Regions from separate parts of the Homo sapiens genome. Here region 2 is linked to region 1. The links are chromatin loops, found by intact Hi-C in ENCODE. Cell type or tissue: chondrocyte. All regions are shown on one strand. Links, peaks and the distances in the headings refer to the core of each region. The heading gives the core; the rest is flanking DNA.

Region 1 (9,677 bases), core at 632-8,631:
AAAGAAAAGAAAAAGGAAAAAAAAAGGGAAGCAACAAGGAGCTGCAGGTGGCCCAGGGGTGGCACATGGGAAATGGCTCTTCTGGTTTTGTAAACTTATAAAACATAGGTGTTGGAAGCATCTTCAAGGTAACCCTGGCCAAACTCTGGTGGATGCTTAAATCCCTCTCCGTCCTCCCTGGCAAACGGCCATCCAGCTGCTCAGACATCCCCAGTGGAAGTTGCTTCCCTTTTAAACCTAGTTTAAAGCACTAGAAAATTCAGAATCTGAGTCAGTTCTGGCTCCTTTCAGCTGCTTCTGTCTTGGTTCTGCTCCCTGGAGGACACAGGTCTAGTCACCTCACCTGCCCTTCCAGTCTTCAGGTTTTCAGATGCACTGTCCCTAGTTACTTTAACAAATAGCACCGTGTTTCTCTTTCACACACAGAATACTACCAAATGCCTGGCACTGTCCTGGGTGCTGAGGATAGAGCAGAGAATAATACCTACACTACAGTGGGATAAAAAAAATCATTAAAATACAAAGATGAGGGCTACTAAAGGCACATTACAAAGAGAAAGGAAAGGGCAAGTTCTAGGCCGAAGGGGAACATACTTAGTGGGGAGGGGTTGTGTGAAAGTAGGTAAAGCCGTCTGGTGTCCAAACTTGTGGACTGAATGTCTATGCAGACCAAGCATACAGAGACGACCAAGTGCATCAACACAACGTGCCAAGTGCTCTCACTAAGGTATTCCCCGGGTGCTGAGGGGCGCAGGGGGCCGGCACACGGTCCGCCCTGCTGGGGGGTCAGTGGGTAGGATCAGATTCCTGCAGGAGACACTATCTGAGCTGGGTCTTGATGTTAGGAGAACACCGTATTTTAGGGGAGGTGAGGGAGAGAGGACCAAGAAGAAAGATCCAGAACTTTATGAATTAACTTTTTTTTTTTTAATCTAAAGACTGATTTTTACAAAAGGTTCTCTCAAGTTGTCAGTAAGAAGAGAGCATCTCACCTTGATTTCCCTGATGGATGCCTCGGTGTCGATGGAGATGGAGGTGTCTCCGCTGCCTCTCCGAGAGGAAGTCCCACCCAGAGAGGCCAGCGTGGCTGCAGACAGGCCCGGCATGTTACGAGACCCCTGGAACGTTGAGAGGATCACATGCTGATATGGTTTAGCTCTGTGTCCCCACCCAAATCTCATCTGGAATTGTAATCCCCATAATCCCCACAAGATGAGGGACGGCCCTGGTGGGAGGAGACTGGATCACGGGGGCAGTTTCCCCCATGCTGTTCTCGTGATAGTGAGTGGGCTCCCAGGAGATCTGATGGCTTTGTGTTTGACAGTTCCTCCTTCACATGTTCTCTCTCCTGTCGCCTTGTGAAGAAGGTGCCTGCTTCCCTTTTCACCATGATTGTAAGTTTCCTGAGGTCTCCCCAGCCATGCGGAACTGTGAGTCAATTAAAGCTCTTTTCTTTGTAAATTACCCAGTCTCAGGGAAGTTCTTTATGGCAGTGTGAGAACGGACTAACACAGATGCGATTTCAGACAAAACCAAAACTGCATATAAATCTAACATCACAGGACTGTTACTTTAATTCCATTTCCAAATTGGAAACTCTTCATGGGCTTATAGTAAACTGTAAGGAGGGGATCATTTCCAGGCACCTCCTGGATGCTCTGCGATTAGCTGGATTAACCCTAAACTCCATGGTGGGGCCCATTATAAACGCCTCCCTGCTCTACAGGATCTAACGCACACCGGACAGGACTCCCGGTGGCCTACCTCCGGGAAGGTGATACCAGGTTAGGTGGGCCGCTTTCTAGTCCAGTTCCCTCGCTGGGGAACATCCTTATTAAAAAAAACCAAGCAACATATTTTCTTATCAATTTCATCCACAACTTTTGGGACCCTCTAGGTTTATGAACGATTCCTTACCTTCTCAGTAAAATCTTTTTCTGGTCTCTCTTCTACCTGTAGACGAAAACAGACAAAATATTAAATACTTTAAAAGCATTAAATGGATAACATGAAGATGGGGCTATGAATGATAAACAAAACAAAACAAAACATTTGCTTCCTTTGTAATTTAGAAGCAGAAAAATGGGACACTCCAAATTTAGCTTTTCACACTTCTCCTATTTGGATGTCTGTGAGGCCCCTTCTTCTCTTGTCCTCATTTGGACGTCCCTGAGGACCCTCTTCTCCTGTCCTCAGGTAGGAGTCTCAGTGGGACCCACAGCGGGCTGTGGAACTACAAGAGAGGGTGCACATGAGGAACGGACCCTGGAGAGAGCCCTGCACCATGAGGGTGTCTCGGGACAAGAGGCAGAGGCCGGCAGTGGTGTTACTTCTTTCTCGGCTCAGCATCCAACAAAAGACAGGTTTCTTTTTTTCTCCTTTTTTTGTTTGTTTGTTTGTTTGCAGGACTGGGTGGGGGGAAGGGTTTTTTAAACAAAGATTAACTACCTGGAGTGCTGCTTTTTTTATTTTTTGGCACATTGAAGGTTCTTATCATAAGCCCACTGAGAAGGTTACCAAGGTTGAGTTTGTCTAAAAACTCTCTGGGAAAAGCTGTCAACTAATCATGTTTTCCCCATCATGCCTTCAACCCAACTTCCCGTAGCTCAGAACTTCTTCACTTTGATTGTCAGAAAATCGGCCAAAGACATGCGCGGCAACTGCAGACCATATGTTTGATTCAGAAGATCTGAGAGATGACCTGGGACTCTGCAGTCACCGTTGTGAGCTCACACAGAGATAATTCATAATGAAGCTTGAGAAATCCTGATGGAGAGCTGCGGAGGCCACGGCTCAGCAACACCTGAGCTGCACAGACGCTGGTGCCGGGGACCTGCAGCTCAGCACAGGGGTGCAGGTGCTATGGTCAGGGTGTCAGAGAGATGGTGACCTCCAAATGACCACTTCCCATCTATGGCCCGAGTCCACGCTGGGCCAGATGCCCCTGCCCTCACCATCCGGTCCCACCAGGAAGGCTCATTAACTGCCACCTTCCCTCCTGCAAACTCCTTGTACCTTCAACTTCTCCTCCAACGACACCTGGAGCAACACTAAAACAACATAACCAGGAGTTATAGCTGGTCAGCCAGTTAAGGGATCAAATGGAATCCCACAAAATACTCGGTTAATCCAAAAGAAAGCAAAATCCAAGACCAGCTCTTAGCTCAGGGTGGCCATGTTTAAGGGTCTCCTACTCAACAGATCCAAGCTAAACCCTGCGGCCTGGCTCCCAAAGCCATCAGATGGTCTCGCCCAGCCACCCCACACCTGGGTGTTCAAAAATAAACTTTCTACTCTCATCTAACCAGTCTCCTGTGTCCCAAGAGCAGGAGTGGAAATGGGGGCAGAGAGGCCACATCCCTCAGGCCAGTGGGATGCAGTCAGGGGCAGGCTGGCCTCTCTCCCCTCTTTGCTAAATAAGCCCTTTGGGCAGGGTGGTGGTGGGGTGGTCCCTCTGCCCACTTAGCCACAGCTGCTAAGGACCCACCTGAGGCCCTGTCCAAGACCATGTGTTCACGGGCGCTTTCCACAATCCCAGCTGCTTACGGCTCTCTGCCCTGATGTCCATTCTCACGTTGGGTGCAGCCCAGCTATACCGCAGTGAAGACGGCTCTCTCCAGCTGTGGCCCATACCATCTGCAGCCCATACCATCTGCATTTGCTGATGTGTCGAAATGCACATCTAGAGTTATTTTTTCGGATGTGCATGCCACATCAGCCTAACTGTGTACTTGGAGGCACCAAGGCAGACTCCGATAAGATGAGTACCAAGGCAGACTCCGATGGGACAGATACGAAGGCAGACTCTGATCAGATGGGCACCATCTCATTTGGCAGAGCCCCAGAAGCCCTGCAGCCATGTTGAGTTGTGAGGATGATTGGAGCAATTCAAGTGTGGTTCTCAACTTCACATGGAAAGAAAAATATTCCTGAAATATTTTTCAAATCAAAATTTCAAGGCCAGGCGCGGTAGCTCCTGTCTGTAATCCCAGTACTTTGGGAGGCCGAGGTGGGCAGATCATTTGAGGTCAGGAGTTCGAGACCAACCTGGCCAACACGGCGAAACCCTGTCTCTATTAAAATTACAAAAATTAGCTGTGTGTGGTGACATGCACCTGTAATCCCAGCTACTCAGGAGGTTGAGGCAGGAGAATCTCTTGAACCCAGGAGGTAGAGGTTGCAGTGAGCTGAGATCATGCCACTGCAATCCAGCCTGGGCGACAGAGTGTAACTCTGTCTCAAAAAAAAAAAAAATAAATAAAATAAAATAAATAAAATTTCAAAGAACAAGGAAATGTGAACTATCTATCTAGCACTTAGCGTGCTGGAGAATAAATTCATTAAATCTCCTGGGCCCAAAGCCTTTTATTCCTTAGAGTAAGTTAGTTTGCTGAACAAATATTAATAAGATGAAAATAAAGAGGCTAGTTTAACTCTTGGTGGGATATGAAAATCCAGTTTAATAGACTGCCAAACTACCACTGAAAAGCCTGTGGCATGTTTGCTCCACGGTGTAAAACGTATGTTTTCTGGCTGCTGGTCAGCAATGGATAAATACTGTGGAGAAATAAATGAAGCTCCAGGAATGCATTCGTTTACCTACAAAGATATCTGAGACCGTAAAAGAAGGGCCCACCCAAGCCCTTTTTTCTTTCTGGTATTTCTTGCAAGAAAGCTGAGAAAGAAAACACACGGGGTCCACAAACCTTGATTTTGGGGGGGCAGGGCTTTAACACATCTTTGTTCTGCATGGTTTTGCTTGTAACCGTCTACATCATTTGTTTTTATAATTTGTAAAATATCAAATAAGGGAAAAAACCCCAAAAACCATAGTTTGCTGTTTTTATCATTTTAAAAAAGTCCTTGCTCCGAAGAACACAACGGACTCAAAATAAAATCTGGGCATATTTTTAAGTAGAGACCATGCAGAGAAAAACTAAAAATTAAGCTCTTGTTGAAAGGTGATGGCAAATGAACGTCTAACCTATCTCTATTTTACATAGTAGAGTAAATTTCATTTTGTGTGTCTTCCGAATGAAAAAGGATTTGTCAGCTTTCCTCAAACACAGGAAGGCTATTCAGCCCCGTGGAAAGCCACGCAGCCCCACTCGTGTCCACCAGATGGCAGTGTGTCACAGCTGCAGGGGCCGGGCCCGGACAGAAGCCGCAGGCAGCAGAGTCCACCTTAACCAAGCCCCCTTTCCTAAGCCCTAGCAGAGCCAGGTAAGGAATCAGATGTTGTGTTTCATCTTGACATAAAGCACAGCACTTCCTCCCTAAAATGATGAAGAAATGGAAGACAAGAAAGGATTCTAAACACTGTCACGGCCACTGCATGGCATGGTGTGGGGGCCTGGAGGAGGTGGGCATGGTGCAGAGAGGGGTCCAGAGGACATGGTGGCTGCAGACGGTCCAGGCTGCTCTGCCCACCCACCTTAGCCCAGGACGGGAAAGCACCGGACCCCGCAGACAGTGGCCTCCTGCACGGGAAGGGCGACAGCGCCGAACACATTGCAGCCTGTTAGCTTCATGACTCTCGTATTCTGAGTGATACTAAACATTTCAGGTCAGGGTGAAAACGTCACACTAACAGGTTTACAAAGTATGTGTGTTGTATTTTACAGCCACAGCTGAGTGTATACAGACATCATTGAAAATCTACTGGAAACAGTCACTTCTAAAACACGTCTGTGGAAGTTTAGTTTACGTCAAGTTTCCTTTCAAAAACAAATGCTTCAAGGAGCACATTAAATATTTTATTAATTCCAACTTTCTAACACTGTGTCTAAAGGAGTTTGCTATCTAGGCTCCTGTACACACGATGCCTGGTGAGGCTAAAACGCTAAGTTTTCCATGTTCCAGCTGCCTGCCATTTTCCTAAAGAAAGAATATGTGGCACCTGTTCACGTACCCAGAGAGACCCTACTCAAGGGCCCAGGTACAAAAGGAACCTGTCCTCAACACCCAGCCAGGCAACACCAGACTTGGATGGAAAAAGGGATCACCGAAGCAACATCCTTGCGAGGTCCTTCTTGAGACACAAACAAACAGCAAACACTGCTCAGAAAACACCCATTTTAAGGGTAATTTTCCTTCACATTTAAATGATAGCACAGTCCACCACTAGGGTGACGGTTTTTGGTTTTAAATCCAATAATATTTACTTTAGCCTGAATGACTTATCTTTGAACTCTGGTGTTTGTAATTCAAGACCCGTTTTTCCACCTGGTCCCTGCCCCTGCCTCTTTGTGCAACAAAAAACATGAGTCAAAATAGTGTTGTTTTTCTAGTCCAAATGGGCAGAGATCTGAGTTCATTGCTCCTGTCTTCTCTGAGTACACGAGGGAAGATATGGACCCAGGCTGCCCTTGGGACATTCCTGATGGATGTTTCAGAAACGTGATGGCTTCACCAGGTTCCCAGTGAGATTTTGGGGCCTGGATGACCCAGATCTGTTGGCTTCACTAGGTGGAGTCACTCTGCTTGGGTGTGGCCCAAGCTCTGGCCGTCAAACCTCTGGATCCCAGCTCTCTCGAGGCACCTTTGCCTCCCCTCACACCCCCGCTGCTGGGCTTCACAACGTGTGATCACCCAACAAGCATCCGTCTGCCCCTGTCTGTGCGTCCCATGAGGGCTGGGGCAAGTCTGCATTTGCTCATACAACGGCCCTGTTTCTGGAACATTCTAGGTGCTCAATAAACACTGAATGAATGAGTGAAATAACTTCCTCAAGGAGAAGATCCTGGTCGTGCTGGAGAGGAAGAAAACACAGCTCATCCACAGCATGGGAGAAGATGAGAATGAGGTGAACAGTATTCTATGCCTGTCTTGAGATGGGGCTGATGCCCTCTCTGCTTTCCCAAGGACCCTGGGAGGACCAAGTGGGTGGAGAAAACTTGAAGTCTTGTCCCTGGTGGTGGTCTCTGGACACTGAAGCATTTTCATTTTCTCGAAGTGGGACAAGCAGTCACTTCCTTCATTCTGGTTACTACTGCCCTTTAACAGCACCACCCTCCCTCCCTCCCCTCTGATGGGTGTGACACACTCACCTGTGCACCTGTATCTCCCAAACCCAGGGCGGGACTCCCTACAGAGCCTGCAGGGCTGACCCTGACTTCATATTTTTCTTGTCCTCTGTCCTCACTCATACTGGCCCTGGATACGTGTCCCTGACGAAGTCCCCGGCCTGGGAGCATTTCCCATGAGCTCTCGCTACAACAACTGTATCCCATCCCTGGCTAACCCCAGCCAAGGAGAAATAAAGTAACCATATGTTTTTTTTTTGTTTTTTTGGGGGGGTTTCTTTTTGCTTTTTAAGGGTATCATGACCCCTCTTTCCAGGGGAAGCACAAGAAGTTTATGTGCCCAGCTAGATGTCCCAAGCCAGGAATGAGAGCTGTGACATCTGAACCCGGGTTCTGAAACTCCCTGCCTCAGAGCACTGCCTGCTCCATATGACCTCAAGGAAGGCCAGACTGGAGGGTCATTCACCTTTGCCACCACGCTTACACCAGGCCCTGCCCAAGACCTGTTGCTCCTCCCTCCCAGGCAGAAGGACCGGGGAGTCCTATCCAGGCTCTCCTGGCTTCTTCCCATCAACAAGGCCAAACACAACCACTAGCACTTTCTGTTGTCCCAGGAGATCCAAAATATACCAGCAATGGTGTAAATGTCCCAAGACAGAAAACAGAAATGGAGTCAATTTAGTATAAGAGGACCATGAGTTTTGGAAATTATGGAAATGAGCTAGCTTAGTTCTGTCTCCCAGGCTCTCTTCAGATACCAGGGATGCTGCCTGTGCTCACCGTCTTTCTATTCTCGACACGATCAATCAAGGGATACCGTAACACATCCGCGAGGGAACTGCCCTGCACTCTACAGAGACCTCTCTGCATTCTAAGAACCACATACGGGAGGTTTCATCAGATGTAAGGCACCCAGGATGAGATGGGGGACAGCCTTGTCCCTCACTGCGGGACTGACCTTTGTTCCCTAAGCGTGCCAACCAGCCCGCAATCAACTGACCTTTGCTAGTTGAGCAATCGATTCAGGGAAGGAAGAGCAGATACAAGGAGATCACCCACCCCCATCAGGTCCCAGGACGCCCAGGAAGGCTGAACTCACATCTTTCTGTTTATGATCATCTAATAAACCTGTGAGTAAATTTTATACAAATTTAGAAAACACATGACAAAGGAATTTGTATCATTTCAGTCTCTTCGGTCAATTTCGTATGACAAAGAAATTTGTGTCATTTCAATCTCTAAGTGACTATATTGAGCCCTGTTATTTTGAGACTTCATCATATGCTTGAATAAAGACAATGCTTAACAAAATCCAATTGTCATGTCTCACTGGAACCAGGCAGAGGGTACAGAGGGCATTAAGCGTGTTTGGGATTCACTGAAAGTAAAGCCACAACATTCTTCTGTCAATTGTAAATACTTATATTTTCTTTTCTTTCTTTTTTTTCTTTTTTCTTTTTTTTTTAGACGGAGCCTTGCCTTGTTGCCCAGGCTGGAGTGCAGTGGTGCGATCTCAGCTCACTGCAACCTCCACCTCCTGTATTCAAGTGATTCTTCAGCCTCAGCCTCCCAAGTAGCTGGGATTACAGGCATGCGCCACTACACCCGGCTAATTTTTGTATTTTTAGTAGAGATGGGATTTCTCCATGTTGGCCAGGCTGGTCTCCAACTCCTGACCTCAAGTGATCCACCTGCCTCAGCCTCCCAAAGTGCTGGGATTACAGGTGTGAGCCACCGCGCCTGGCAATACTTACATTTTCTTTTCTGAAAAGTGAGTGTGAGAAGACAAAGCAATCCTACACTAAATTTATTACGGAAAATGTTTCTTCCTGGTAGTTTTAAGTGATCACATAAGTCAGCTTATGTTTATTGCTCTACTATAGAGTATGAGATAATACAGAGATCCCAACTTTAAGGAAGACACAGCCTTGGGGGCTGGCCAGGCTTACTGAGTCTGTGATCTGAAATTCCTTGTTCACAACCATTTACTTTCAGTTATTTGAATAACAGCATCAAGACCAACTTGTCAGGTTTGAAAATGGGAAATCATGTCATAATGAACAGCTGAGTATCTTCCTGTTATTGCCTGATGCACTCTGGGGAGAGATTACTGGGGGGCGGTGTGCCCCTGGAGTTTGCATGGTAGCTGCCGCCTCGCACTCCCTGCACACATTTGGCTTCTCTCACTGCTGACTGCTGGGCTCTGGGATGGGGAGGGGTGGAACACAAACTCAAATGCCTGTGAGGCCAGGTGGGCAGAGCCAAATGTGTGACAAGAGTGGGTGTCTGCAACTTATACAGAGGGGAGAGTCTTCCCCCAGAGAAAGAGGCGCTGGCGTTGCAATGCCCACCCATATTGAACTCTATTTTCCTGCTCTCCATGGCTGGATGGAGGAGATAAACATTCCTCTAGCACAGGAAAGCCATGCTGCACAGTGATGAATGGCACCTGGGCCGTGGCCTCGGGGTCACGAAAATAGTGGGTGGGGTGGAGGCTGTGCAGTTCTGCAAGGCAGCCTCAGAGTCAAGTGGCCAGAGATCCTGGGTTTTCTTCCCCCAAAGAAGCTGATACCTGCATTTGCTGATACCTGAATGCAGGTATCAGGTGCGAGGTAGGAAACCTCACAGTTTTAAAAGACTGCATCTAATTTA
Region 2 (8,931 bases), core at 23-8,022, 650 kb after region 1:
ATTACTCTTCCCCCACTATCTCACTTGACTGGGATCATGTCTTCTCACTCTTTGTAACTCAAAGGGCTGAGCACATTGAGAATCCTTTACTGTATGTTCAGCAATGTCTAAACATAGGCATTCCGAGTAGGTGGAAGGAAATTTGGGCTGACGTGGATGAAGGCGGGTTTATGGAAGTGGGCATTAAGCTTGGCTCTAAAGACCTGGCAGAAAAGACACTCCTGGTCAGCAGGAGGAAGAGAAACTATCAGGCGGGAATGAGTGTGGCTCACTTCCAACAGGAAGACTGAGGGGCTGGGAATTCAGATAAAGACAATGAGGGCAGGTCATAGAAATTAAGGCCTTAAAAGGAGGGCTAGAGAAGTTAACTCTGTGAAAGTGGAAGCCACAGGAAAAGTGCCTGTATGACTTGAGTGCAAACAGAAAAGGGGGGCAGTTGAATATTTAAACATTTTTTTTTAATACAGACAACAGCTTGGATATGAAGGATAAGCTCAGTTACAAATGGCTCCATAAAAGGATGGAGATTAATATTTAGTAAAAACTAAGGTGTAAGGACCATGAAAAACCTACGTAAAATCATTTATATACAGGAAATACATTTTTAAGAGTTTAAACTAGGTGATCCTTTCTACCCCGTCTACTACGCTTTATTTAAAATGAGTTATTTCCATTGTGTTAGTATAGCCGAATTTTACATCCAATTATCAAAAACCAAAGACTGAAAACCTGAAGCAGTCTTAGAAGAGTCCAGTGCTGCGTAAATGGGTGAAAGCTCCACCTACCTGGCTTTCTGGGCAGAACCATTCTTGTGGTGGAATCAGCTTGCCATCCTTGTTCTAATATGCCTAAAAAAGTATATTACACATAAAGATCCGGAAAGAATAAAACACCCCACAAAATCCACAACTTGTCCATGACATTAGTTGTACAGAAGACCTGATGTGTTTAGTATAACCCGTCATATGCATTTTTACTAGAAAGGTATATTACAAAGAGCATGGAAACTTATTATTGAAATATTTCTGAAACAGGTATCAAAGCCTCATTTTACTCTATTAGGTTGCTATAATCATTAAAAGATGGTTAGTTTTCTGTCAAGAATATATTATAGTATTAACCTAATCAGTATTATTTAAAACAAACAGAAGGAAAACTGATATGGCGCCTTTTGTGACCATCATATCAGTAATAACAAAGATGGCAATAATAAAAACAGCTTCCATATATGGAAGGTTTACCTGTAGGTACCAGACTACGTGCTTTTATAGGGATGATTTTATGTAATCACCACAACTCTATGAAGTGGGATATAGGGCCATCGTTTGACAGGTATGGAAAATAAAGTTGAGGGAAATTCAAGTGATTTGTCCTAAGTCACATAGCCACTAGCATCAGGGACGGGTGGTACCAGCATTCACATCCAGGTGGTCAGCTGAGAATACGAGCTCTGAAGTATGTTATATATAGAAAATAAATGATGGACCAATTTTAAGAGCCAAAAGAAATAAATGTTTGTATGAGTAAATAAAAGTAATAACTTAGAACTTTCATTAACCTATCTTCATGTATCTACAACTATGCTAGGCCCTGGAAATTTAGGATGTAGTGCGTGATGGTGCTCATATTTTAGCTGGAGAATCAAAAATGTCAATCATGGCAAAACAATGCAACAAGGTGTATACGATATATATATATATTTTTGATATGGAATCTCACTGTGTTGCCCAGGCTAGAGTGCAGTGGCACAGTCTCAGCTCACTGCAACCTCCACCTCCTGGATTCATGCGATTCTCCTGCCTCAGCCTCCTGAGTAGTTGGGATTACAGGTGCCTGCCACCACACCTGGCTAATTTTTTGTATTTTTAGTAGAGACGGGCTTTCACCATGTTGGCCAGGCTGGTCTCGAACTCCTGACCTCATCATGATCCACCCGCCTCGGCCTCCCAAAGTGCTGGGATTACAGGTGTGAGCCACTGCACCTGGCCAGGTGTATACAGTATTCTATAACAACGAGCAACAGGAAGGATTAGTCTGGGCATCAGCTGAGAAATGAAAATGCAAAGTTACATTTGGAGAGACCAGCAGGTATGAGTGGGGAGCAAGCAAGCGCCTAGGGTATGGGTCAGAAATGGCAGGGAAAATGAAAAGGGACGTGGGGATGATGCTGCCTTTATCAAATAAGGGTGAAATAAGGATTTCCAAATATGAGTAAAGAGACCAATTAAGACATATTTTTGTAACCAACTGTGTGGATACTCACACATTTGCTTGCTATAGAACTATTAATATGCTTGACTGCAGGGTGCCTGCTGGGTGTTCCACAACACCTGTTTCATATCACCTCTCAAAAAACACAGCCTGGACTCCAAAAGCATATTCTGTTCCAAGTGTTTCAGAGGAGACTGTGAACCTACAATTCACACTTCTATTTTCCATTTTCCTTATAAGTAAAAAGTAAGCCAAAATTACCTTTCACAGCCTCTTCTACAGGAAGTCCAACAAAGGCTGCAAAATCATCGGCGATGATTGAAGTATACGCTTGAGAGACCAGGGCAAAGGCGCGTCTCCTTGTTGCATCTATTGTGGGAGTGGTGGGTTGGCAGAGAGTGAACCAGGGAGCAGCATTTTCAAAGCACATTGTTAAATCACACCACTGTCCTTGTCTAGTTTTCATAAGCAAGGCCAGATGAACCCAAAGATTTCTGTGCTTATAGATACAAATACATATGCCCAGTATGTACGGGGGGTTCAAATATTGCTGGAAAAAAATACATTTCTTACACTTCCTCTTGGATGAAAAATCTCAGATAATGAAAATTACAAAGATGGAAAAAGGTTACTAAACACAAGGCTCTAACCCTAAGAAAATGCAGTATGTTTATGCAATGGGGATATAAATTTTACTTATCTTATTTCATTTACAAATGCTGGAATCAAAGGAGCAGAAAACTGATTTGCGTAATCAGCTGTCCTTTTCAAAAACGTCTCTAATACAGGACCACACCTGGGAGTTACAGAACAAATCTTGTAACTGGAGCATTCTTCCAAGTCTGCATCAAACTCTTGACTGAATTAAGGTTCAAAATCCTAAATTCCCACCTTGAAAGAATGACTCTAAGAAGGGACTGCCAAACAATACCAGCAACGAAAACTTTCCTGAAAGTGGCATTTAGGATTGTCCCCAGGCTTCCATACCCAATTAAATAAACTCAGGAGTACGGTAGAGTTGAGCACTGTGAAACCAGCTGGCCTTTCTCCCTGGGCATTGCTCATTGGTAATGCAAGAGCTCCTCCACCTGGTGGTCAACATGCTTAGGAAATATTCTGGATTTTACTTTCCATATTTAATAGGCCAGTGTACATATGTAAAACAAACACCCTAACATATTTAAAATCTTCTCTCCATTCCTGGGACATTGTCAAACTACACCAATTCCCCCAGATACCCTTTGTGCCAAACGAGTCCACTGGCTCTCAGACAAGTCTTACACCTTCTCCCCCTGGGGCTTTTGGTTTATGCTATCCCGTGGCCTGAAATGCCCTCCTGTCTGCTCTCTACCATTCCTAAGTCTGTTTATAATTCATTACGATCTCTGCCCTTCTCTAAACTCAGCAGTATTGTTTACACTTCTACTTTAACAAGCAACTTTCCACTACGGCAGACACTGTTCCACCTATCCCCTTCTTTTCAATTATATTCCAAACTTCTCGACAGGAAGGGGTATCTCTTATCCTCAAAGTCCCCCAAACACCTAGCATCTCCAGTGAAATATATGCCAAATACATGCTTGTTGATGGCATCACGAGGACCAAAATGGGGCACGACTCCAACACTTAGGCTTTGTTTTCTCAGATTCCTTAAAAACTGCCGACACTCCCATCCCTTCCCCTCATCTGAGCCCGACATCCTCTCCAGCTTTCACTCAGCCACTGTCTGCTCTTCCTTCTGTGGCTTTACACTTATTATTGTAGGTTCCTTCCTTCCTTCAACCAGCCTGTAACCTAACAGACTTTGCAATACCAAGAAACGTTTTCTATTAAGGCTGCATACATTCAATGGAAAAGAACTGAGCCAACAATGGAAAAGAGCCAACAATGGAAAGTATACTTTTTTTTTTTAGAGAAGTAAAAGTATACACCATAAAACTATATTCATTTGGTAAGTCAACTGTATTTCAAAAACATTTACTTCAGTTCAAATATTCTGGCCATATTTTCAGAGTGGGGAATAAAACAGGAATACAGTAAGAATGGAGGAGATAAAAGGGAGAGAAAAGTAAAAAGATATCACTGGAAAAGGAAAGAAAAACATGTGATGGGAGAAGTGAGTTGACAAAGCAAAAATAAAGGCTAAGTGTTCTCTGTCTCAGAAGCTGCAATATCCACTTGGCACGAATCACATCTACATTCCGACTAGTCACTCTGTGATCCTCAAGTTGTGAAATCTGTAACCTCAGGCCCTAGAATGACACGCTGGAAGGTGGAATAAATTGAGCCAGCACCTAATATCTGTGGCAGTAGTTGATGGAACACATTTTTGGTGAAAACAAATGCTAACAGAATGCAAACTCAGTTGTTCAACAAATACTCAAGTGCTGCTCATCCATCACTGCCAGTGCTGGAGACAGAAGGGAAGATGAACTAGTCACTCCCATCCTTTCGAATCCTCTTCTGTCTTTCCCAGCCATGCTGTGTGCCAGGGAGGTTGGCCGCCAATGCCTGTTGCACCTGAGCTCTCTTGCTTTGGCGAATTGGGGCTCTATCAGGTCAGAGGCTGGGAAGGAAGGTCAGGGAATTCACTTCCTATGCCCTTTCCCTGCCTTGCTCCAGCTGACCTTCTGTATCCATCCTGTGGGGCAGCCCCAGTAACACTGGCCCCTCGCCTTGCCCTTTCAAGCCTCAGATGAGAATGGCTACTGTCTACCTAGTTTCTAAGTACTTCCTCAGCCCTTGTTTCCTGCAAAAATAGTTTTCACTAGCTTCTCTTAAGTCATTTTCAGTTTTCTAATAGGACTGTGCCTAATTTAGAAGAGAATGGAAAGAGATCTAAGAAAGTGATTGTTCTCAACTAGAAAATAAGTTTCTAATAAGTTAAGAAGCAAAATGTTAAATTCATCAGTAAGACCAATCTGTTAAGAGACTATCCTGACCTGGCTGCATTTTACAAAGGAAACCACAGTACCATTCATGAATCTGGAGATTTGTAAAAGTCTCAGGATATGTTCAGGAATACTGTAGTGCTTTAGAATAAGGTACATGTTTATATATTAACTCATTTACAACCTGAAAAAGTACTATTTCTAATCACATTTCACAAATGAGGAAAATAAGACACTGAGGAGTCACCCTAGTAAGTGACAGAATCAGAATTTGAACTCCGGAAGCAAGGACCCAGAGCTTAAACTCCCGCATGGTACGCTATATAGCCTTTCCTGGGTCTACTGAACTGCTTGCCAGGAATTCTCAATCTCATGGAATTCAGTGAGAGGCGGCTCCGGGAAGGAATAAAACTACGGACCCGACGGTGCACAAGAGAATGCTTGCTGAACGAGTAAGGAGTTCCCAAGCCCAGTCCTGCCAATCAACCCGCTGTAAAACACTGGGAAAAGGCACATGGCCTGTGACCGCCCCACCACAATCACAAGGCTGAATCACGAGGATACTATGGAAGTCCACTATAACGCTAATTCCTCAGGGCTTATATGAAGAGGTTTCTGGTGCTACTTTCTGAAACTGCCCCTGCTGTACCTGTGCAATCTTCTTCCACACTCCTCCCTTCCCATCTATCTGCCTGCCTTAGGACTCTGCTCATTTCATTCACATTTAAAGTAGCTGCCTCCTGTTCTGTCACTTACATTGTTATGTTTTATGCTGCTAAGAATTTTACCATTCCAAGGGAATTATGTGCATTTCAGAAACAATCTCTGCTGTCTGCTGCCCTGTAAAGCTGATATCCCTTAGCAGAGTGATGAACAGTTATTAAAAAAATTCCTGCTCACTGACTTCCTCCACAGCAGGAAGGCATACAGTGAAGGTGGATATTAACTATGGAAGTAAGGGTAACAATAAGAAATAACAGTACATGACAACATAAAACAAGATTATATAATTTTATAAAGAGTGAACCAGGAGGACTGGAAGCAAATGCTAGGGGTGAGAGACTGTAGAGAGGCAGGGAATGAGATTTTATTGTGGGATCAGTGCTCTGTCACACCAGGCTTGTAATCTTTCAAAGCAATTAAAAACACATTTGAGCATCTATGTATTAAACTGATAAATTATAAAATCCAGAAGCTTAAGACAACACCTATCAAAGGCTGAGGCTGACAAAATTCAAAGAGCAGTCTCTATTTTCACATCTCTACAAACCCATACCTTAAACTTATTAGAATATTACAAGATCTCGTTTTAATAGCAAAAAAAACTCTTAAAACTGACGAGCAATTTCTGTCTAGAATTAAGAAACAACAAAAGCACAGCAGCCAATGTAATCTCAAGCAACAAAAAATGAAGAAGCATGATTAGGGCAAATCTAAAAAATTCTGAAAACTGCTCTTTTCACCTATCAAAAATATCTACTTAAACACACACCACTGATTTATTACTTCAACACTGCAGCACTTAGGGACTAAGTCTCATCTAATTTCATTTTTAACCACAAAGAAACACTACCTCTAAGTGCTTCCATAATTGGCTGGACCGTCTCAGACCACTGGTGAGCGTTGATGGTTGTATAGATCCCAGGGAAATCTCTCTGCCAGATTCTTTGTCCTACTGACCAAATTCCCCCAAGTTCAGAATTTGCCTGCAATAAATATTATTGCCTTAGAGGGTATTCACTCTGTAAATGCACCAATGATTGTATCTTAAAACAAAATACCAGAAATGATATAAAAACTTGTTAGCTACATCATTAAAACCTAATTCAACATTTATTTTAAAAGATGCAATTACTTTTTCAGCCCAATCACTATCAAAAGGTTTTTAAACACTATGAGCAGTAAGGTAAAATTTATCTGTAGGGCTGATATAAATTTATTACAATAGCAAATTAAGGCATGAGAAAGTAGTCAAAAAACATTTCAGAATTAAGCCTGGGGACTAATTAGCTTAAGGATTGTTTTTAAAGATGTTGTATTTGTATTTCATAGATATATTATGAATATATATTTAGGTCAAAAGTAATAGCAAAATGGTTAACAATAGAGACTCTCAATCTAAGATGTCATACATTGTAGCCTCTCTAAGGATTGAGTTTCCACTAACGCCATTGAAACTTATGTGCATGATTTATAGTACTTCTTTATTTAGCCAAAGAAGCTGAGGAATATTCCAATCTTACTTAACAGAACAGAATGTATGAGGGAAAAAAAAAGAGTAAAAATACTAATCCGATCTCTTGATGAATATCAATAAACAAAAGTTTAGATGAATTCTTGGTAATATCCCGAGAATGTTAAAAATTTCACTTGACACTCATGTTAGACACATGGAATCATTTGACATTAAAATTTTACTTCATTCCACTTTGGAAGAACCTTTTCACAGGCTATTTCTTCTAATCTCCCAACCAAAATAAGAAATTTAAAATCCTAATTAACAAAAATAATCTTATTGCTGTCAATCATTCTTAGAGTATTCTTGTAAACGATGGCAGTTTCAAAATAAGTACCATTATAGGAAGCAACATAAACCAGCTGAAAATCACCTCAGCTGCCTCCGCCACCTCCAGGAGCTTCCTTCATCTAAACTGGCTCAGCTGTTTAACTAGGGAAGCTGCACATAAAAGCGTCTCAAGAAATCTAATCAGTAGGAACTGAGCAGAAATTCTACACCATCCCAGCAAAATTCAAATTTCTGATTAGAGGACTCTGAAGATTTATTTCGAATCCTTAATACCAATCTGATGACTATTACTAGGACGTCAGATAGAAAACATAAGCTTATAAAAGGTTGCCATTTAAGGGAATGTCATTACATTAAAGCAGTAAAATAGGTTTAAAGGATACTTACAGATTTTATAGCAGGTGGTATTCTTTTCCAAAGATATCTTGCATTATTCCTAATTTACGCCACCACAAAGAAGAATAATCAATTAAAAACATAATCATCTCAGGAAATGTTAAAAACTACCAGGTCCCAAGCCAAACATACAGAAGTATACTTCACATAACACAAAGTAAAATTTAGTTTTATATGAATTTGTTTTGGGGAAACAATAGTGGTTTTCCAGATAAAAAGGACATGAAATATTTTTACCAAAGTAATATTTTGCCATTTCTAGTGAATTTTTTAAAAATAATAATCCATATCCTAAATTTAGGCAACAGCACACTAAAAACACGAGGATTTATAGACGGCCCAAATTATTTATTAGGATATAAAAGTAAACAAATTTATGTACTATCAAGGCTGTAGCATTCCCTGACAATAAGCCTGGTACACAACACTTCTCTCCCGATTACAGCCCCTCCTACCAGTGGGACACAGCTTCTGAGGCAGGAGTTTTTATGGGTTTGGAGGCTTGAACTACAACAAACATATAATGACAGTTTTACAAAACAAAAACAAAAACCTTACATATGTGTAATAAAAATTTCAATTTAGTTTTTAAAAAGATATAAAAGAAAGGTTTTGGAAGAGTTTAAAATAAAATGTTATCAGGAATCATCAGTGAGTCACAGAACTATAGGAGACTTTTTTTTTTTTTTTTTGCAGTTATGCTTTCCTTTTGAGACAGGGTCTCACTTTGGTTGCTCAGGCTAGAGTGCAGTCGCGCAATCTTAGCTCACTGCAGCCTTGACTTTCTGGGCTCAGGTGATTCTCCCCACCTCAGCCTCCCAGGTAGCTGGGATTAGAGGCACACGCAACCATGCCCAGCTAATTTTTTGTATTTTTAGGACAGACGGGGTTTCACTATATTCCCCA

What was found. A loop is a pair of places that touch in the nucleus more often than their neighbours do. Peaks named below come from ENCODE experiments on the same cell type or tissue, not always from the same donor. Only the 100,000 strongest peaks of a DNase experiment are listed, where the experiment ranks them.
Region 2: a loop joins it to region 1, with 4 times the contacts of the local background. A loop is called at or near these places in 3 of 110 quality-filtered maps.

What each region holds. Positions count from the first base shown.
Region 1 is chr2:237,740,640-237,750,316 of GRCh38, reverse strand. LRRFIP1 (LRR binding FLII interacting protein 1) reads right to left here. Exons shown (of 24, transcript NM_001137550.2): 12 at 1,918-1,953; 13 at 993-1,118. Among named protein-coding and RNA genes, the nearest start is that of RBM44, 53 kb to the left of the region's middle. RefSeq lists enhancers at 5,364-5,413, 5,380-5,905, 9,317-9,611. In chondrocyte, for the core only: CTCF peaks have their summits at 4,891, 5,117 (motif pointing right) and 6,145; no DNase peak of the experiment used is centred there.
Region 2 is chr2:237,087,739-237,096,669 of GRCh38, reverse strand. COPS8 (COP9 signalosome subunit 8) reads right to left here. Exons shown (of 8, transcript NM_006710.5): 3 at 8,017-8,065; 4 at 6,676-6,808; 5 at 2,473-2,580; 6 at 786-848. Among named protein-coding and RNA genes, the nearest start is that of COPS8, 6.3 kb to the right of the region's middle. In chondrocyte, for the core only: CTCF peaks have their summits at 3,106 and 3,307 (motif pointing left); no DNase peak of the experiment used is centred there.